Regions from separate parts of the Mus musculus genome. Here region 2 is linked to region 1. The links are chromatin loops, found by intact Hi-C in ENCODE. Cell type or tissue: left cerebral cortex. All regions are shown on one strand. Links, peaks and the distances in the headings refer to the core of each region. The heading gives the core; the rest is flanking DNA. Region 1 has its middle 34 kb from the start of B3gnt2. Region 2 has its middle 65 kb from the start of Gm40816.

The links. A loop is a pair of places that touch in the nucleus more often than their neighbours do. Peaks named below come from ENCODE experiments on the same cell type or tissue, not always from the same donor. Only the 100,000 strongest peaks of a DNase experiment are listed, where the experiment ranks them.
Region 2: it touches region 1 in a loop (7-fold over the local background); 1 of 42 quality-filtered maps calls a loop at or near these places.

Annotation. Positions count from the first base shown.
Region 1 is chr11:22,821,296-22,830,865 of GRCm38, reverse strand. No RefSeq gene overlaps it. Among named protein-coding and RNA genes, the nearest start is that of B3gnt2, 34 kb to the left of the region's middle. In left cerebral cortex, for the core only: no CTCF peak of the experiment used is centred there; DNase peaks (open chromatin) are centred at 3,159 and 3,947; H3K27ac peaks cover 285 bases.
Region 2 is chr11:22,714,347-22,723,916 of GRCm38, reverse strand. No RefSeq gene overlaps it. Among named protein-coding and RNA genes, the nearest start is that of Gm40816, 65 kb to the right of the region's middle. In left cerebral cortex, for the core only: no CTCF peak of the experiment used is centred there; DNase peaks (open chromatin) are centred at 3,662 and 4,053; H3K27ac peaks cover 814 bases.

The DNA.
Region 1 (9,570 bases), core at 1,898-5,897:
GTCGAGCTGTGCTGGCAGAGGGGAAGCTGTGCGAAACCTCCTACCTGCTCAGAGACCCGGCACTGGGCAAGCTACAAGTCAGTCCTGCATCCCAAGCTGCTGCTAAGGCCTGCACTCAGACTCTCTGGTGGCAGGATCTGTTCTCCTGTCTGGTGAGATGGAGGAGCCCAGGCACACAGAAATAAGGACCGTAATCAAATGTGGGCACACATGAGCCGCTCGCATAGCAACAGCCTCACGGTCTTGTTTTTGTCTTGTGGGAAATGAGAAATGAACAGTAGGCAGCGGAAGGTACATTATAGGGCTTAAACTCGGTGGGAATGTCTGTATTTATCCCACTGCAAAAGCTTCAAGTGAGTCACTATGGAAGGAATGAAGGGGGTGGGGTGCTAGTGCACTGTCTAGAAGGCTAGGAAGCTTACAGAGACCTGCTGGACCCAAGAATAAGACAAACAAGATGCAAAGCAGCCCCCTGGGAGCCCACTGCTTCTCAGTTGTCTCTCCAGCTGGGAGGGCCATGCCGTGCTAGAAGGCAGACAAGTCATACCTCCAGAAGTGGGAGAAGGTCTTATGTAAGTGGGGTCCCACCCTGCAGTCAAATACAAACTCAGCTACAGGGGTGATCCCGAGGACAAAGCAACTGAAAGCCGACAAGGTCACTGTGCTGGCACTTGCTGTGAGGCCAGCCTCAGCTACCAAGCAAGACTTTGTTTCAACAAAACAATAAAAACCACTCCCTGTGGCATGTGTTCAGTAATGTATCAGAAAATGTAAAAGTATGTTTTATTTCACCCCAGGGCACCTCTTCATTGCCGTAGACCAGCCCAATGAGCTGAATATCCTAAGTGACTTATTGGGTGACTTCATTTGGAAAACCTTAAAAGTAATTTAAAATGTAAACTTTCCTCTTATTTTTTGTTATGTGTATGCGTGTGTCTCTATAGGTTCCCACAGGCCAGAAGATAGCATCAGCCTTTAAGCTGAAGTTACAAGGTGCTAAGAGCCAAACTGGTTCTCTGCAAGAAATGCTCTTTAAAATATATTAGTAATGTTTATTTATGTTATTACTTATGTGTGTGAGTGTTTTGGGTTCATGTATGATTGCACACCATGTGCATGCTTGCAGTCTACAAAGGTCAGAAGAAGGTGTCAGATCCTACGGGACTGGGGTTAATAGACATTTGCAAGCTACTGTGCATCCACAGAGATTAAATCTAGGTCTTCTGCAAGAACAACACATTTTCTTAACCTTGAAGTTAGTTTTTCAGCCTAAGCCTCAAGTGCTCCTAACTGCAGAGTCATCTATTCAGCCCGTATATTTTTAAAAAATACTTATGCGTGCATGCATGCACACACGCGTGCACACACGCACATGCACATGCACACACACATGCACACGCACCCACACATGCACACACATACACACATACTTGTACACGCATGCACACATACACGCACACACATACACACACATGCACACCCCCCCCACACACACACGCACACACACACATACACACATACATGTACATACACGCACACATACATACACACACACACACACATATACACGTACACGCGCGCACACACACACGCACACCCTTGCCTGAACATATGGATGCTCACCACATGCTGTAGGAGCCCAAGTAGGTCAGAAGAAGTGCCAGCTCCCCTGGAACTGGAGTTGCAGTTGTGAGCCAACATGAAGATGCTTGGAACTGAACTCAGCTTCTCTGCTACAGCACTAAGTGCTCTGAACTGCCAAACTGTCTCTCCAGCTGCCCTTAAAATTTTTTTTTTTTATTTTTGACACAAAAACAGTACAGAACATCTGTGTGCTTCTCTCCAGCTTTCTTTAACTGTGTGCTAATTATCAAGGCAGACCAGCCAGCAACAGGAAATCAACATTGCTATAGCTGCATTGCTTACCGGGGACTTGGTTGGCCTCTGGCAAACCCTCAGGTCCGTCTGTTGTTGCTTAGGCACCTTATTTATGGCCCCACATGACATTTAATTTTGTTTTCTCCTTGGTCTCCCATCTGCTTCTCAGTCTTGTCTTTCCATGTCTTCATGACTGATGTTTTTGGTCAGTATTGGTTATTCATAGCATGTTCTTCAGTGAGAGCTTGTGTTAGAGTGGCTTGGGTGTTGTGTAGTGTACAAGAATACCACAGAGCCATGCCAGTGCGTGACATCAGGTTCGTGAGATTACTGATAGTACTCGCTGGGTTTCGCCACAGTAAGAAACTTTGTAATTAAGACAGTAAGAAACTTTGTAATTAAGACACACGTCACGAGGGGTGTTTGTACATTTGAAATGTACAGATAAACAAAGGCATTAGTGTATGCAGTGTCCAGAGCCTGGCATGTGACAACTGCTCAGCAGTGATTAGCTTGCTTCTACATCAGTGTGGCCTCTGTGGGCATCTGCTGCTCTGCTGTTTCACACTCGCTGCCCATTGTCCTGTGCTCAAATGGGCCCACTCCAATAATCACTGGCTATCCGTTCCCAATATCTGTGGATATTAAGGATAAATGCCTTAAGGGGTCAGAAAGGCTGGGCATGGTGTCATATGCCACAACACTCAGGAGGCAAAGGCTGGAAGATTGCTGCCAGGTTAAGAACCGCCAGGCAAGACTATATATAGCAAGATCCCACTTCAGAAAACAACCAAGCAAACCAAGACAGGTGAACTCAATGTGGGGGCATAGGAGGCAAGTAGCAGGTGGTCCTCTGCTCTGTGTGTCTAAGCTAGCAGTGTCTTGCCTCATAGGGAGGGTGTGGTGCTGGACCACATCCCTTTTGCTGGAGGTCTGGACAATACCCTGCTGGACAGGATAGAGAGAGAACCCATATAGCTGAGTGCTTGAGGCAGGAGTAAGTCCCAACTGGCTAGGACAGAGTTGCTGCAAGAGTAATCTTTAGGAGGAGGGCCAGGTTGGGTGGAGAGAGCCCCAAAACCTGTGGGAAGCTGCCCCTTCCAGAGCAAGGCAACCTTGGCCTGCTCTCAGAGTAGCCTTCAGAGCTGAGTCCCTCTCTGCTGTCTCAGCCAGCGGGCAGGCAAGCACAGCAATTATGACTGCTCCTCAGGAGGCCCCTTCTGTACCAGCATACAACTTTATTTACAGGATGGCTGTTCTTGGCAGCTTTCTTCTCCCAGACACTCTTCCTACTTTGGAGCGTTTGGCTCTATTTTTACCCAGAGATGGGATGATTCTCATGTTTGCAAATAGCTGCCATGGAGAGGATTGTGTGGCTGCTGCTGTGGCCACCAGGTAGCCATCCTACATCCTTCGCTTGGAGACAGATGCGCCTAGGATGTGGGATGGGGGTGGGGGTTGGGTCTGGGAGGAATGACAAGTGCCCCTGTGTGACTTGCCCACGGTCTTCAACATGAAAGCTACTTTTTTGCTTGATTAAATGGGGGTAATAGAGTTACTGGCATCTTTCTGGGGACCTTAAGGAAGCTTATGAAGCTGAGAATCAGAGCTGTGCATCTCTGGAGCAGTAAGTAAGGCATGGGAGAGCCTTTGAGCTTTCGATCTGTATTGTCCTGGGCTTCCTGCCGTGTGAGCTTCCTTTTCCCTTTTTTGGCTTAAGCTAGCTGGAAGTGGATGGTTTTGATCATAATTGAGACCATGAGAGTCCAGTTGCTTTCCTAAGTTTGAGGTTGAATCCAGCTGCAGGTGCTCCAAGATGTCCACAGTGAGGACAGCTTGTGACCTACTCCTGGTTCCTGGAAAGGGCACAGATATACTGGTCTTGAATCAAAGAACACAAGTGGCAAAAAATAGGAAGCCATGGGGATGCCCTTCCTTTTTCTTCAGATGAGTGCCGGGCAGGTCTGGAGACTCCTGGATGAGGAGATCCAATTTCTCACTGGGTTTTAGACTCATCCTCCGCACGACATTGGATTGCAGTATGAGGCAAGCAGGAGAGTTCTACAGCCATGGAGGGTTCTGCCTGATTTCAGAGGAGAGCCTGTGAGCATGCAGCAGGTTGGAATTCCTGTGGGGATCCCCTGAGGGGACGAGGTGGGAAGCTGTGAGAGTAAAGAAAGTTCTAGATGCCAGGATTGTGGGACACCTGCCAAGAAAAACCACACAGATCAAGCTGTGCCAGCCCCAGAGAGGGTACAAATGATGAGGCTGGAAGGCTTGGTTTTGCCCATGTTCTCTGAAGTCGGAATCGGATACAGGACACCATTCTTTATCCCGAGCTTTTGTCCCCTCCGGCAAGAACACACTCAGGACAACCAGAATCTTCTGCGGCAAAGCTTTTATTGCTTACTTCTCAGGAGGGAAGACCCCGAACCGGGAAAATGGCGCTGCTTATATAGCCCGCAGCGTGACGTTTCAGCACCTGATGTGGCGTGACAGCTCCTGATTCGTTGCTCGCCCATCACCCCATTACTACTCCGCGAGATGGGCAGTGACTAGGCGTGAGTTCACTCATGCACATGCGCATAAGGCTTGTTTACTAGTTAGGCGCAGTGGAAGCCAGCGCCATCTTATAATGGCGATTGCTCACGGCACAGCTCTCCACAATTCTTGACCCCGTCTGGTTTGCTTTGCTTTGCTCTGGTATTAGGAATGTTTACTCTGTATATCTTGGAAGCATGCTAAGTGACCTTTGACTTCTACAGTTCAGTTAAGGGTTTACCTTGAGTCCCAGAGGACGCTTCGATTTTGGACTTTTGGACAATGCTGGGACTTTAAACTCTGAAGAGTGGGTGCATTTTCCCTGTGAAACAATACAGGGTGGCTGTTATATGTCGTAGAGTGCTTGTGCTTGCTTGTCACGCTGACGGGGTGGCCTCAAGATGCTCTATTACCAAATTAATTGGGTTGAGAAGGGCCTTTGGTGGCTAATAAAGCAGATATACAATTGATTACATGTGGGCCGTGGTAATGGGGTGGGGGAGGGGCAGTGGGGGAAGAGCTGATTATGGTGGCACCATTTTGGAGTTTGGGACCACAGATAAAATGACAAGGAAAATGTAGAAAACCAGCTAGTGGGGTTGAAGAGATGGCTCAGAGGTTAAGAGTACTTATTATTCAATTCCTAGCACACACACATGGCAGCTCACAACTATGTATAATTCTAGCACCAGGAGATCTGATGCCACCTCCTGGTCTCTGTGGGCATCTACACACTTATGTACACAAACTCATGCAGCCCACATGCATACGTATAAGTAAAAAATAAATCTTAGAAAGAAAAGAAGGAAGAGGGAGGGAGGGAGGGAGGGAGGGAGAGAGAGAGAGAGAGAGAGAGAGAGAGAGAGAGAGAGAGACACTGAATTACCCATAAAGCATTCCCCCTCAGAGAGAGAGAGAGAGAGAGAGAGAGAGAGAGAGAGACACTGAATTACCCATAAAGCATTCCCCCTCTGGGTCCTACTACATTGTCCCTTATTTCTGTGATGTATTTTGTCAGAACAATAAAAAAAAAAAAACAGGAAAGTTATATCTTAGTAAATTTGTATTAGAATAACATTTAATTGACCCTAAATCAATAAAATGTCCATGGGCCCCAATTCCAATTCTTGAGATAAGGGTATCACACTGAATAAATTATACTGCTCCTCTTTTTTTTTTTTTTTTTTTTTTTTTTTTTTTGAGACAGGGTTTCTCTGTATAGCCCTGGCTGTCCTGGAACTCACTCTGTAGACCAGGCTGGCCTCGAACTCAGAAATCTGCCTGTCTCTGCCTCCCGAGTGCTGGGATTAAAGGCGTGAGCCACCACGCCCGGCTACTGCTCCTCTTATATCAGTTGCTCTGAAGGTCACTGGGCATCAGAAATGTGCTTTTACTATGTCTCCCAGAATGGGATGAACTTCCCCTGACCTTCCTAGTGCTATGTGGGGCAGTGGACCATGCCATCAGACAGAAAACTTGGCAAAGTTGAGCAGATTCGGAAATCCCAGTACTCTCATGTCTGAGTACAGTAGGCATTTCCATCTACTCCCGATCAGGGTCCTGTCCTGGATCACAGGACCACGACACTCCATGGAGAGGACTGTGACAATCAGTCACACAGGGGCAACACCCGAAGCCCCTCCACACGCAGATGAGGCATCTCTAACATCTCAAATCAAGCCAGGAGAAAGCTTCTGCTTTTATACCCCAAATCACCCCCAAATGCATATAAGACCCTATCTATCCACAAGGACTAAAGTGCACGAGCTATTTCATCAAAGACAGTCCAAGAGTGTCTCGTCTGTCGAATAGAGCTGTAACACTGGGGAAGAGTTCTCTCCTGAAGCTTTCATTGTTGAAAGCTGCTCCAGCCTATCGACCTCACTTCCTGCTCAGTGGCCCTGACCTTGGCTCCTAGCCTTCAGCTGTGCTGCACCCCTCAGCTTCCAGCATCCCAATGCCTGCCACAGACTCTGGAGCAGCTGCAGCGTTGGAAGTGAGATTGGACTCCCTCTCCCCTTCAGAGAGCTCAACTCTTTGGCGGATCCAGTACACAGACCTGCAGTGCTGGTGGCAAGACAAAGGCCCAAGGTCTCCGTTGACACTAAAACTGTAGCCTTCTGATTCCATGACACTGTGAGCCCCTGCCTGCTCATTAGATGGTTGCATGGAAGCAGGAGTGCTGTGCGGGACAGATAACAGTCATTTCCTGGGCATAGTGGCTTCCTGTTCCAACAGTTCAAGGTTCTTAAGGTGTTTCTCACAATGTCATATAACAACTTGATGGGCTGATTTTGAGTTTAGCTTGTTCTCCCCTGGTTTTTATGTGAAAGTGGTAGGAAGTTCCATAAGGGCCAAGAAGTTGTTTCTGGCTAGCGACCAGCCCATAACCAGCTAGCTCGGTTGGTAGTTGCAGAATGAACAAGCACAGTGTTGTTTACAGAAAAAAGATGTATGAGAGTTGAATCGATGGTGGTTAAAACTCCTACGGTATTTCCTAAGATGTCACACAGACTGACTTAATTTGAATCTAGTATTTGTTCTTGAGTTTTCCTGAGAAAGTGAACGAAAACTCCTTCCCGGAGGGGCAGTCATGTTCCGTCCTGAGATCAGCTGCATCCATCCCTTGTTAGTAATCAGCGACCAATAGGCGATCCTTGAGTGAGCTCGGTGAGCATGGTGCTGTTGTTGAAGTTAGATGACAGACTGTGGAGGGATGTGTCTGTTGCATGGTATCTCACTATTGTATCCTTTCTGTCTACCCTGCCCCATTGCTTTGTTTGAGGGAGCTGCTGGTGCAGGGTAGCCAGATGGTTAGCTGTGGACCCTGGTCCCTTACCTCAAGAGCTTCTTCAGGCCGCACGGTTCTCCTGGATTCTAACTTCAAGCTGCCTCTGCTTTGCTTTGGTGCCTAGCCCATATTTCATGATTCATTTTGAGACCTGAGTCTCAGCATGAACAATTGGATTACAATCTGGTATTTCTTCTTCTGCCAGATGAGGAGTTGAAATTATTGTACAACACAACTTGTTTCTGGAGCCTGCTGGGACTGTCAGAGACAGACAAACATCTTGTCTCTCCACAATATCAAAATGTATTTAACAGTAAATTCACAAGGTATGTTAGCTTCTTTGGCAGCGATTTGCCAGATTTCCCTGCTTGTCTTGATTGTCCTGACCAAGGAGCGCACAGGTTCTGCATTCCAATCTTAACTCCTGATAGTAACATAAATCATACAGTAAATACATCTCAATGTATGTACATTGTTGGTTACAGACCACAGAGAGTTAGGACCCCGCAGCTGAGTTCTAGAAGTTTCAGAAGTCAGATAGAAATGCTGATAGGGTCTGCTGGTCTTCATTTCAGATAAAGAGGCTGCTAGATGGGGCAGAGTTAAACTCAAAGCCAGGGTGGCATCCTCCATGAGTTTAGCAGTAAGTAGACTAGGTTACTCTTCATAGTCTCGGTGATTCGTCGGCAGTTTTGACCCCTTTACATAGAGGAGTGGATATTTATCCTCAGTCACCCCACCCCACCCCACCCCTCATCTTCACTCCTGGCCTAGCACTCAGGCCTTCCAACCCCTGCAATTCATACGTGGAAACCCCAAACCCTTCACTCCATACATGGAACTTTCATCACGGCTGGACCCATATCTGTAGAGATTCTCACTAAGGTATTTCTGTCTTTCTGGGAAATATTGGCGTGGCTGTAAAACTCAGAATAAGTCACAATGAAATATTAACAGCACAGTGGAAGAGTAGGGTCTTGGGAAAGCATCTGTAACAAGCCACCGGACACTAGACAATCCCTAAAGATGCAGAGCTCCTAGTTCAGAGGAACCTGATAATGACCTCAGATCTGCAGAAGTATTAACAACAGGCATAAGATTACCAGTGCTGAATCATGAAGCTGAACAACCTCGCTTAAACATCCGAGAAGAAAGGCTGCAAGCCATTTTTTGCTGTAGACTTGGTTCAAGTGAGACTCTTGCTTGGTGTGTAAGGTGGAGGAGAGAGCATCAGCCTCTCTACTGTCCGCACATGAGGTCTCCTCAGCAGGGTCTTGGCCTCATAAAGAAAAAGATTTAAAAACATGTAGAAGGAAACTTGTGGACAGTGTCATTTGAAATGGGATGGGGGTCAGACAGGCAGACAGACAGACAGATCAAAGTGAAGAGAAGGCAGATAGAGCTGTGGGGGGAAAGTCTTGCCTTTGTTAGAGGCCAAGAAGGCAGTCTTTGTGAGGGAAGTCTACAAGAGATTGCTTGTGGTGGGGAGTGTCCTTCAGAGAAAGAGTGAGAAACTATTGGGGAGGTAGGCTTAGGGTTTGGGTTGGTGTCTGAAAATCAGATAAGAAAGAGAAAAACGAGGCTGTGGAGATGGCCCCATCAGTAAGGGAACTCGAGTTCCCAGCAACCACATAAAAAAGTGGAGTGTGGTGGATTGTGCCTACAATCCCAGTGAGAGACATAAAAGGTAGAGAGTGATAGACTAGGACATTGGGTGACATCTGGCCTCCACCCAGACACAGGCACAGGAATTCCAGTACCATTATTATGTGCTAGAGAGAATACTCCCTCATATGCAGACTTTTGTTAGGCTTAAGGTCTGGGCCTGCTCAACCTTCAGTGGGGCCTCATTTTAATACCAGACATCGGCTTGCCTCTACCTAGTGAGAGCCAGGATCAAGGTGTGCGTCGTTATGCCCAGGAAAACCTAAGCTTTTAGACCTTGGTGAGTGAACTAAGGTTTGTTATGAAGTGCCAGTTTTCTCATCCAAAACACTGTCCTCACAAGGACTGTCACAAGATTTCCTAGAGTGAAGATAAAGAAGATAGTAACAGACTAGAGTGCTCTATCCAGCTTGGCAAGCCCATGAATTTATTGGGATTAATTACAGAGTAAAGGTGCTTCAGGGTCAGCTGCACTGCCACTGTGTCCCAGTCCCAGTGAGGCTGACTCACAGTGTTCCGCTGTCCCCACCCTCTGTCAACCTTCCACCCCCTGGATGACCAGGACAACATGCACCTGGGGCAGGGAAGAGGTGTCCTATCAGGATCTGCCCTTCCTCCCAGGAGTGTTAACAGCCTAGTGACCACAGACTTAGCTATTAGCTGCACTACTCTGCGCATGTCATTTCCCAAATCGT
Region 2 (9,570 bases), core at 2,443-6,442, 110 kb after region 1:
TAATTTAAAAGTTTTTTGTAACACTATCGCAAGTAAGTTTTAAAAGGGTTCAGCATACCTAGTCATGGGGAAATACAAGTTAATACTACTTTCAGATACCAGCTTATTCCAGTCAGAGTGGCTATAAAGCAGTTTGTCTGTGGTTGTTTGAGTGAAAATGATGTTCCCCATAGGCCCATAGGGAGTGGCACTATTAGGAGGTGTGGCCTTGTTGGAGGAAATGTGTCATGGTGGGGGACGGGACTTTGAGGTTTCAGATGCTCAAGCCAGGTCCCGTGTCTCTCTCTCTCTCTTCCTGCGTCGATCTGGAAGTAGAACTCTCGGATTCTTCTCCAGCACCATGTCTTCCTGTGTGCTGCCATGCTTCCCACCATGATGACAATGAACTAAAACTCATAATTACAAGCCAGGCCTGATTATAAGAGTTGCTGTGGTCATGGTGTTTATTTAGAGCAATGGTCACCCTCGATAAAACACCGACAAAAGGACCAGGTGTAAGTGAGAGTTAACATGAATGACTTTTAGGTTCCTGACTAATTTTTTTTTGCCTTTAACAATAAGTTAAACTTGAGACTGGGCCTCTTGTTTCCCAGGCTGGCCTTGAGCTCAATGAACTCTGTTTCCATGATGTGTGCATGGTGAAAAGAGCCAAGTCCTGCAAGTTGTCCTTCACCTCCTTATGTGCTGTGGTACTCATGTCTCACATCCCTTACTTCACACAAAGTCAGTAAGTAAAAGTAATAAAGTTATCTTTAAAAAAAAACAATGTTTTAAAAAGCAAAATGAAGACTCAACTATTATTGATGGTAGGAAATATCAAAAGTCAGTGTGAACAACAAAAATGTATTGCACAGCAGAAAGCAACTTAGCACTAAATAGGAATGAGGTATTGCGACATACTGTAGTGTGGATACACCTTAAAACATGCTACATGAAAGAGTCAGGTACTGTAGTACCAGGGAAGTGTTCATGAACCCTGAAAGACCAATCAGGAGCTAATCTGATGAAATCACACCAGGGTCCTTATTGACAAGCTTGAGGTCAGGCTTAACAGGATGGTTCCAGTGAGAAGAGCCCCAACACTGGTTAGGACAATGTTTATAGGAAATGGCAAGCAAGGGCTGAGTGTTTCTAGCCTGGCCAGCATCTAATTGGGAGGCTACTGTGGCCTTTAGTATAATTGGCTGGTGCTGGGAGCCAAACCATAAACGTAACTTCTGCTTTCTTTTCCTAATCAGTGGTTTTTAGGCAGGGGTGGGCTTGTGACCTTAGGTACAGACTTGTTGGGGGGGGGGATAACCTGGAAACTGAAGCTAGGTTAGTTTACTTGAGTTTAAACTTAAGTCAGGTTCCCTAAGATGAAGTCTGGACCCCCAAAATTTGGTCTCTCAGTAAAAAGATTATACATTGGTTGCCACCATTCATGTAATGTCAAAATAGCAAGTCTATGAAGGCAGAGAAGAGATGAGTGTCTGCCTAGGACAATGAATGTCAACTGCTTGGTTTTGATGTGGATGAAGTATGTCATAGTTGTGTCTGGTACAGTCTATCTGCTTTGGTGAATCACGATATATTACTAGAAATGAGCATGTTTGCTGAGGCAAGCTGCAGAAACCAAGCAGAGCCTGCCCAAGAAAGGCTACATGTGCTGATTGTATTTTGTATTATTAGATAAACATGAGATGATTGTCTAAAGTCTTGTGTTTCAGTGTCAAGTTGACAAGGGGTAGTCTTGTAGTGGTTAATTGTGACAGTCATCTTGATTGGATTAAGAAATGCCTGGTGAAGCGCACCTTTGGGTTTGCCTTAGGCTTGTCCTGAAAGGGTTAACTGAGGGGGAAGACCTGCCAAGGGTCTGGGCAGCATCATCCTGGGAGGGTGGTCCTAGGCCAAATAAAAAGGGCAAAAAGGGAAAGTCAATTGGACACCTGCATTCATGTCTGTCTGTGGTGAAAGCCCCAAGTTCATGTCTATCTGCTGCCTGATCCAATTATGTGTGAGCTAGCAGCTTTAACATGCTTCTGCTGCTCGCTATACCTCCCCACTATGATGGACTGTAGGCCTCAAACTGTAAGCCAGAATAAAGCTCTCCTTCCTTAAGCTGTGTGTCAAGTTACAGCAAGAAAAGTAACTCGCAATTCTTAGTCTATGCACACCTCCCGAGAGTCCCTCAGTGGTTTGGGGTCATGATGATGGTTGCTGTGGTCATATCACATGGAATGCCCCTCCCATCTGTGCATAGCTCCCTCCAGGTCTTGCCAAGTCTTTCTCTCACAACTATCAGGGAAGAAAATAATGTTCTCTTTAATTCTCATAGAATGTTAGTTGGGGCAGTTTCCCAACACTCAGTAGTATATCAGGAGAAAAACAAAATCTAGGAGTTTATTAGCATGTTAATATATACATGGGTGACACCCACAGGGTGAGCAGCTAAGATGCAGGTCTTTCAACTCTGGCTTGTACGCATCTTCCCCAAGAACAGTACACCTCTAGATGAGTTACAAGACAAAGAAAGGATTTTGTGCCTCTAGGAGAAAATGACTTGTAAGAGCAAATCAAAAGCAGACAGAGTCTGGTTAGCAAAGCTGGTCAATGGGGATTCCGCTGGTGCCATCTCTGACCCAGCAGGAACCAAAGTTGTCTTTCCCTCCAGCTGGCAGAGAGGAGTAGAATATCTGTTTCCATGAATCTATGTTCTTCTTTTAGCTCAATAGATGGAAGGCAGAGTGCTCCTTTGTCTGCAACTCCTTGTCTTCAAATGAACATGCCTTCATATTTGGGGCATACACTCTGGAGTATAGTCTCCCTTATCACTCTGGATAAACAGCAAGAGCCAAGTACTCCCTACCCTCTGTTCTTGGGCTGCCTTCCTCCATGGCATTTACCACACAGCCCCATATGTTTCTTTTAAAATTTATTTTCACAGAATGTATGACTCTAGGAGGGGGGAGGGGAAATCAGCTATTTTGTTCTCTGCTAATTTTTTTTCTTCTTCAAGATTTATTTATTATATATACAGCATTCTGCCTGCATATATGACTGCAGGCTAGAAGAGGGCACAAAATCTCATTATAGATGTTTTTGAGCCACCATGTGGTTGCTGGGAATTGAACTCAAGGCCTCTGGAAGAGAAGTCAGTGCTCTTAACCTCTGAGCCATCTCTCCAGCCCTCTCTGCTAATTCTTAATGATCAACAGTTCCTGACACATAAGAGATGCTCCGCAAATGCAACTGTATGTTCAGTGAAAGAGTAAGGTACTGAGTAATGGTTTTATCCTTTCTCAGCAGGGGCTCATCATGTACCCCTGGCTGGCCTAGACTTTACTATGTAGACCAGGATGGCTTCTGACTCCTGGAGAGCTGTCTGCCTCTGCCTCCTGAGTTCTGGGCCTGTTAGTTTTTAGGTGAGAAGAGACTGTGTGTGAATGGCTCATGTGTGCATAAAACAGCTTTAAACATGTTACAGGAAAACTAGGTCACACTGGTTGCCTATGGCAAGGTGAACTTGGTGACTAGGAATCAGCATGGGTAGGAGGGAGAGGAGGAGAGGGGGAGGGAGAGGGAAGGGAGAGGGAGAGGAAGAAGGAGATGGGGAGTGCGAGAGGGAGAGGGTAGAGAGAGAACAGGGAAGAGGGGGAGGGAGAGGGAGTGGGAGGGAGAGAGCACTCACTTGTTCACTGTACTCTTTATTTATAGATCACCAACTTTCTGAATAATTCTTCAATTTAAAAATAAAAAAGAAGCTCTTATATCGCTTGCTTTTTTTTTTCAGCTGTAAAATCCTATGACAAATCACACCCATCAGCCCTTTTAAATTGACAGTTATTTCTAAGTGTTTGCTGTTAGAAAGAGCCAGGACATCTACTTTGTAGTACAATAGCTGATTTGGCCTTTTAAAGGCTCTTTCACTTTGGTTATAATTCTTTGCCATATAAAATGTAGCCAATACTTCAAAATAAACAGGAGTTTCCAACTGTTGATGTAGAGCTGTATTTGACAGCCGTGAGTGGGATTGCCTCAGGAAGCAGGGGATGCTGGGAAAGGCAGATTTTAATTACCTCATGTAACATTTTTTATATTCTCATTGGCAAGCTTACCCTGTCCTTGGTCTGTGGTTGCTCACTGATTTTCCAGGACAAACGCGGGAGTAAACCATGGTGACACGGTCCTATAGGATGTGAGCACAGTCTGGGTTTGCTGAGTCATGCAATGGGAAACAACCTGAACAGGAAATGAATCCTTGTTCTGCTCAGGAGGTGCTGTCTGACCTCAGTGAAATCACTACTGTTTCTGGCCTGGGCCTTCCTCACCTCATTCATGGAAAGATTGATGTAGGTCCCTCCCTTTATCCTGCAGCACAAACAGATGCGTGGCAGCTGCTAGGCTGCAGCTCTGAAGGCTGTAGTTCTTCTTGTAGGTGAAGAGGGCTCTTTGCAGAGGGAAAGGCAAACAGGGAAGCAGTTGTCTGCCTTTGCAGAAGGGATGCCATCAGTCTGCACCTCCTCAGGTTAATGAGCTAGCAAACTCTGCAGGCTCCTGTGTGTAGCACCCATCACTGGCCCCAGGCAGGACAATGGGGCAATGTCAGACTTAGATCTCCCTGGGTTGCTTATTTTCTTAGCTTTTAAGGGCCCAGGGTGTACTGTGAGACTCCCGAACCCAACCCCTCCTCAACCCCAAGGCTTTACATTCTGACAGACTTCCCTGAATGCCCCCACTCCACCTTGGCCTCCTGCTAGACTTGAAGAGTCTCTTTCCTGGGCTCAGACTGGATGATGGACACCCCTTCCTCTCCCACTGCTGGCCAGTGCATGCCTTCATATCCTTCACGGCTGCAGTCAGACCTCGCTTCAGAAAACATGTGACAGTGCAGGATTGTATCCAACCGACTCCAGTTATTACAGGAGCAATGTTCTTATCTTCTGTTTTCATCCGTAACTAAAGACTTAATTTAAAAAAAGACCTGTTCAATAGAAGCTTGCACACTTTCAGCCTTTCCAGACTTAGATTACGTGCAATGTGGGGCTGGGGAGATGACTACAGTTAAGGCCATTGACTACTCTCCAGAGGACCTGGATTTGCCTCTCAGCAGCCATCAGTAATTTTAGTTCCAGGGAATTCAACATCCCCTCTGGTCTCAGTGGGTACTGGTCTGAGATGAGATTTATTTTTATTTTATGTGTATGAGTTGCTTGCATGTATATCTGTGCACAATGTGTGTGCCTAGTCCCATGGAAACCAGAAGAGGGCGTCAAATCCCCTGAAACTGGAGTTATAAATGGTTATGAGTTGCTGAAAGACCCTAGTGGGGAGACCCCCACTCAAGTCCCGAGATGGCACACCTCCAAGGAATCACAAGAGACCGTCTTGATGCAAACACACGAGGTAGTTTAATGACGGAACTCCGGGCTGACACGTATCTCACGCAGGAGACAGAGGAGTCGACCACGAGGCTCAGAAGCTAGGGGTTTATATACAAAAAGTTGGGGGCAGGGGAAGAATTGGCGCGGTTACACAAAATTGAACAGTTTAAACATCAGCAAATTGTACGTGCAGAGCGAGGTAACAGCTGAGATAGTCCGGGCGTCCTTGTATGCCTCTCCTATCTTTATGGCTAGCCAGTTCCTGGAATGACTTAACAGCAACAGCCTTTGTTTTTTGACCTTGGGCCAAAAAGCCCTCCTAACTAGCAAGCCGCATGAGTCATGGGCCTTGAATTTAATTTTCTTTCACTGCCATGTTGGTTCTGGAAATTGAATCCAGGTCCTCTGCAAGAGCAGCAAGTGGTTTTTTGTTGTTGTTTGTTTGTTTGTTTTTCAAGACAGGGTTTCTGTATAGTCCTGGCTGTCCTGAAACTCTCTATAGACCAGGCTGGCCTTGATGAACTCACAGAGATCTGTCTGCCCCTGCCTCCTGAGTGGTGGGACTCATGATGACTGCAAGAGCTCTTAACTGCTATGCCATCTCTCAGCCCCTAGGGAAATAAATCATAAAAACAAATAAGTAAACAAACAAACATAAGAATTTAAGTACTTGGCTTCTGTATAATGTTCCTTCTATGGGGTCATGACTAGTTGCCATATCTTCTAAACTGATTCCAATTTAAAGTGTACCCATTACTAATGACCTAAGAGTTTTCATAATAAAGTTGTTTTGCTCAAAATTATTGACACTACACAGCAAAATGTACAATTTAATTAATAAATACAAACCTTAAATCTGGTTGAATAAAGCAGAATGACTTTTAAATCTTAATTAAAAAATCATATGTCAGGTATGGTGGTGCACACCTTTAATCTCAGCACTCAGGAGGCAGAGGCAGGTGGATTTCTGAGTTCAAGGCCAGCCTGGTCTACAGTGTGAGTTCCAGGACAGCCAGGGCTATACAGAGAAACCCTGGCTCGAAAAACAAAACAAAACAAAAAAATTGGTGCAGGTCATCACTCTTTCACTGAGAGCTTGCTAAGCATTCCAGAAAGGGGATGAAAAAAAAAAATCTCCCCTTCACTTTGAATGCTCCAGGGATAAACTAACAAAGGTTAGAAGGGAGAAAGGCATATAAATTAGCATGCAAATTGTGTTATGGCTTGCTTGTGGAAAGTCACTGGCAGGGCAGCTGACCACTAAGCCCAGCATTATTTGCAAACCGGTATATCTCTTGAGGCAAGTGAGGGCAGAGTAAGGGATTCTAAACTGGTTTATTTGGTGTTTGTGTGTGGGGTGTTGAAAATGATTATTGGAAGAAATTAATGTTTCTGACAGAGAAGAGCTTGACCCACCTGTAATCCCAGTAGTCAGAGGCAAGGCCAGCCTGTCTCAAAACAACAAACTAAAACACATTTTGTTGAGAATTTGCTTGAGCCCAAGTAACACTTGTCTTGTAAAGGAGGTCCTGCCAAGTGTGGCTGTCTTCTTGCCTCCTGTTCTGACATAGTTGGTGATAGAGGCAGGGCAATGTCCCCTTTACAGTCTGCTTTCCCAGGATGCTTAAGTATAGAAATCCCACATGTTACCTTCGGCTTTGCTAAATACTTTACCTTGAGTGTACTGGATTCGATGTTAGGACTCACAAACATTCCCTCCTGGTGCTCCAGAGCATTATAGGAAACTCACATGCTGGGCCCTGTATGGGAAGAGGACCTGTTTACCAAAGCTGGAGATCTATACAAAGAAGAAGTTGGAAGCAGTGTGGTTATTTAGCACAGGAATAAAGTAGATGTTAAACTATTCTCCTGGCTTTGTGTAAGGAATAACTCACAGCTTGCTAATTCCAGAGCTGTGAGAATAACAGGCATTAGATGGAGTGTGTGCTGGTTTTGCTTTGTTCAGGTAACTGAATGGGGTCCCATGGTCATAGGAACCTGCTTCAGGATCTCTGGTACCTACTTGGGAGCATATTAAATGACAGCCCCAGCACCTAGTATGGTCATGTAGTTCCAAGGACCAGCCTTAGCTTGGAGAGGGGTTCCAAGGAAGGGGTGCCTGGGAACAGTGAAACAAATGACTAAAAGCAAAATCATGGGTTACAAGCTGACAGCCTATGTTCTGCTTGAGACATGGCTCCAGATTCTCTCTCTCTCTCTTTCTGCTCAAGATCGCTTTCTCTTGCTGTTCTAAAAACTCCCTGGATAGCTCATCTCTTGCAGACCAAAAGCCCAGTTTTTTATTTACTTATCAATTCAGTCATCACCCCAGGTTCCCCTCTGATTATCCCATGAATCAGCATCCCATGACCCAGCCCCTTGATTCTTAGAAGAAGACAGCAAATACATTGTTTTTTAATATTGCAAAATAATTCAGAGTTGTTCCTGCCTTTGTTAAGCACAGACAACAAGCTAGCTGGGTAGGACCCTGCCCTAAAATTACAATTCCTACCATGCCTGGATTGGATCTAAACTCCCTCTGTCTCAGGCTGACCTTGAACTCAGGAATCTACCTGCCTTTGTAAGCATAACAAAAAACTTAGCTGGGTGAGATCTTGCCCTGGAATCATAACTCCCTAAATCTCTTTATCTCCTTCCTTTACCACACCAGCCATGAGTGTATTTCTCAAAGCCTTTTTATACTCCAAAACCATGGGAAGAAAAGACACAAACTAACAGAAATGTATGAATAAGACATTTATTCTTACCCAAAACCCTGCTAGGTCAATAGAATCTTCAGCCCCTCATGTTGAGCCTCCCCAACTATACCTCCTCTTATCTCTTTTCCTTTTGGTTTTCTGAGAGTGTCCCTCTGCGTCGCCATGACCTTCTTGGAATTCACTCTGTAGATCATGCTGACCTTGAACTCCTAGAGATCCACCTGCCTTTGCCACCACATTCTGGGATTAAAAGTATGCATCACCACCCACTCAGCAGCCTTTTCTCAGTTGAGGCTCTTTTTTCTCAAATAACTGTAGATTGTGTCAAGTTGACGTAGAAGTAGGCAACACAGTCAGGAATCCAAATAATGATTTTGAGAATGAAGAATTCTCTCTGCCCACCTGGTGGGATTATACACAGAGGAGGAAGGAATGCAGGTAAGAGCAATGTTTCTCGAAGTTATTACTGGGGGAATGAAGGGGAACAACCAAGTCTGTCAACTATGACAAAATCAGAGAGGTCACCCAAGGAAAAACTGAGACACTTTGTTGGAAAAGCTGCTTCATAGCAGACTAGAGGAAGCTTTCCATAAAAACACTAATGTCAGCCCTACATCTCCCAAGAGAGAGACAAACCTTCATGGAGCAATTTTGCATCATCTTACCAGCCTGATATGAGAAGGAAACACCAGGCTTTACAAACGGGAGTCCAGTTCTGTTTAAACCAACTACTAGTATAGTTTTCCAAAATTTAAGATGTTCTTGATTAAACTCAAAAGGTCCAGAAAAGGCCTGAGATGGCTTGCTTTAAATGCAAGAAAAATGGACACTAGGTTAAAGTCCATATCAGATCTCCACAGGCCCCTTTTACATCTTAAAACAAAACAAAACAAAACAAAACAAAACAAAACAAAACAAAAACGGGCCCAGATCTTTGACATTGGATAATTGACTGCCTCATGTGTCAAAGAGAAGGCAAGGGAGATCAGAGACTCTAGAGGCAATAGAAAGGACAGATGACAACTGAAGCCTTAGCAGATCCTCACTGTCCACATTAAAGAACATTCTCATCATTCCTGAGAACCCTGGGTAACTTGGGCATTATGGGTAAGCAAATTCATCTTCTTATAGAATTCATCTTATTCAATTATAGACACATTGAGGTTAAACCATTTTGTTAGTCCACAGATCCTCCTGGAATGGATGGTCAAATAGATGTGGTTGATGTTCCTAGACAAGCCAAGTGACGATGATTGACAGGTACATGATGTAGGACGATGGACGGCTACAAGGGCACCACATGCCTTTAAGGGAGCAGAACAGGCACATGGTTTTCTGTGTCAGGCTTGTGCTATAGGACACACCTTCACTGTTTAATGCTGTTTAGGGGAGAGGCAGTCCCCTAAGGTCCCAGTGTCAGGAAGACTGATGCTTAGATTTTCCACACACGCCAATCTGTACCAGATAGAAACTCCTGGTGGTACTGA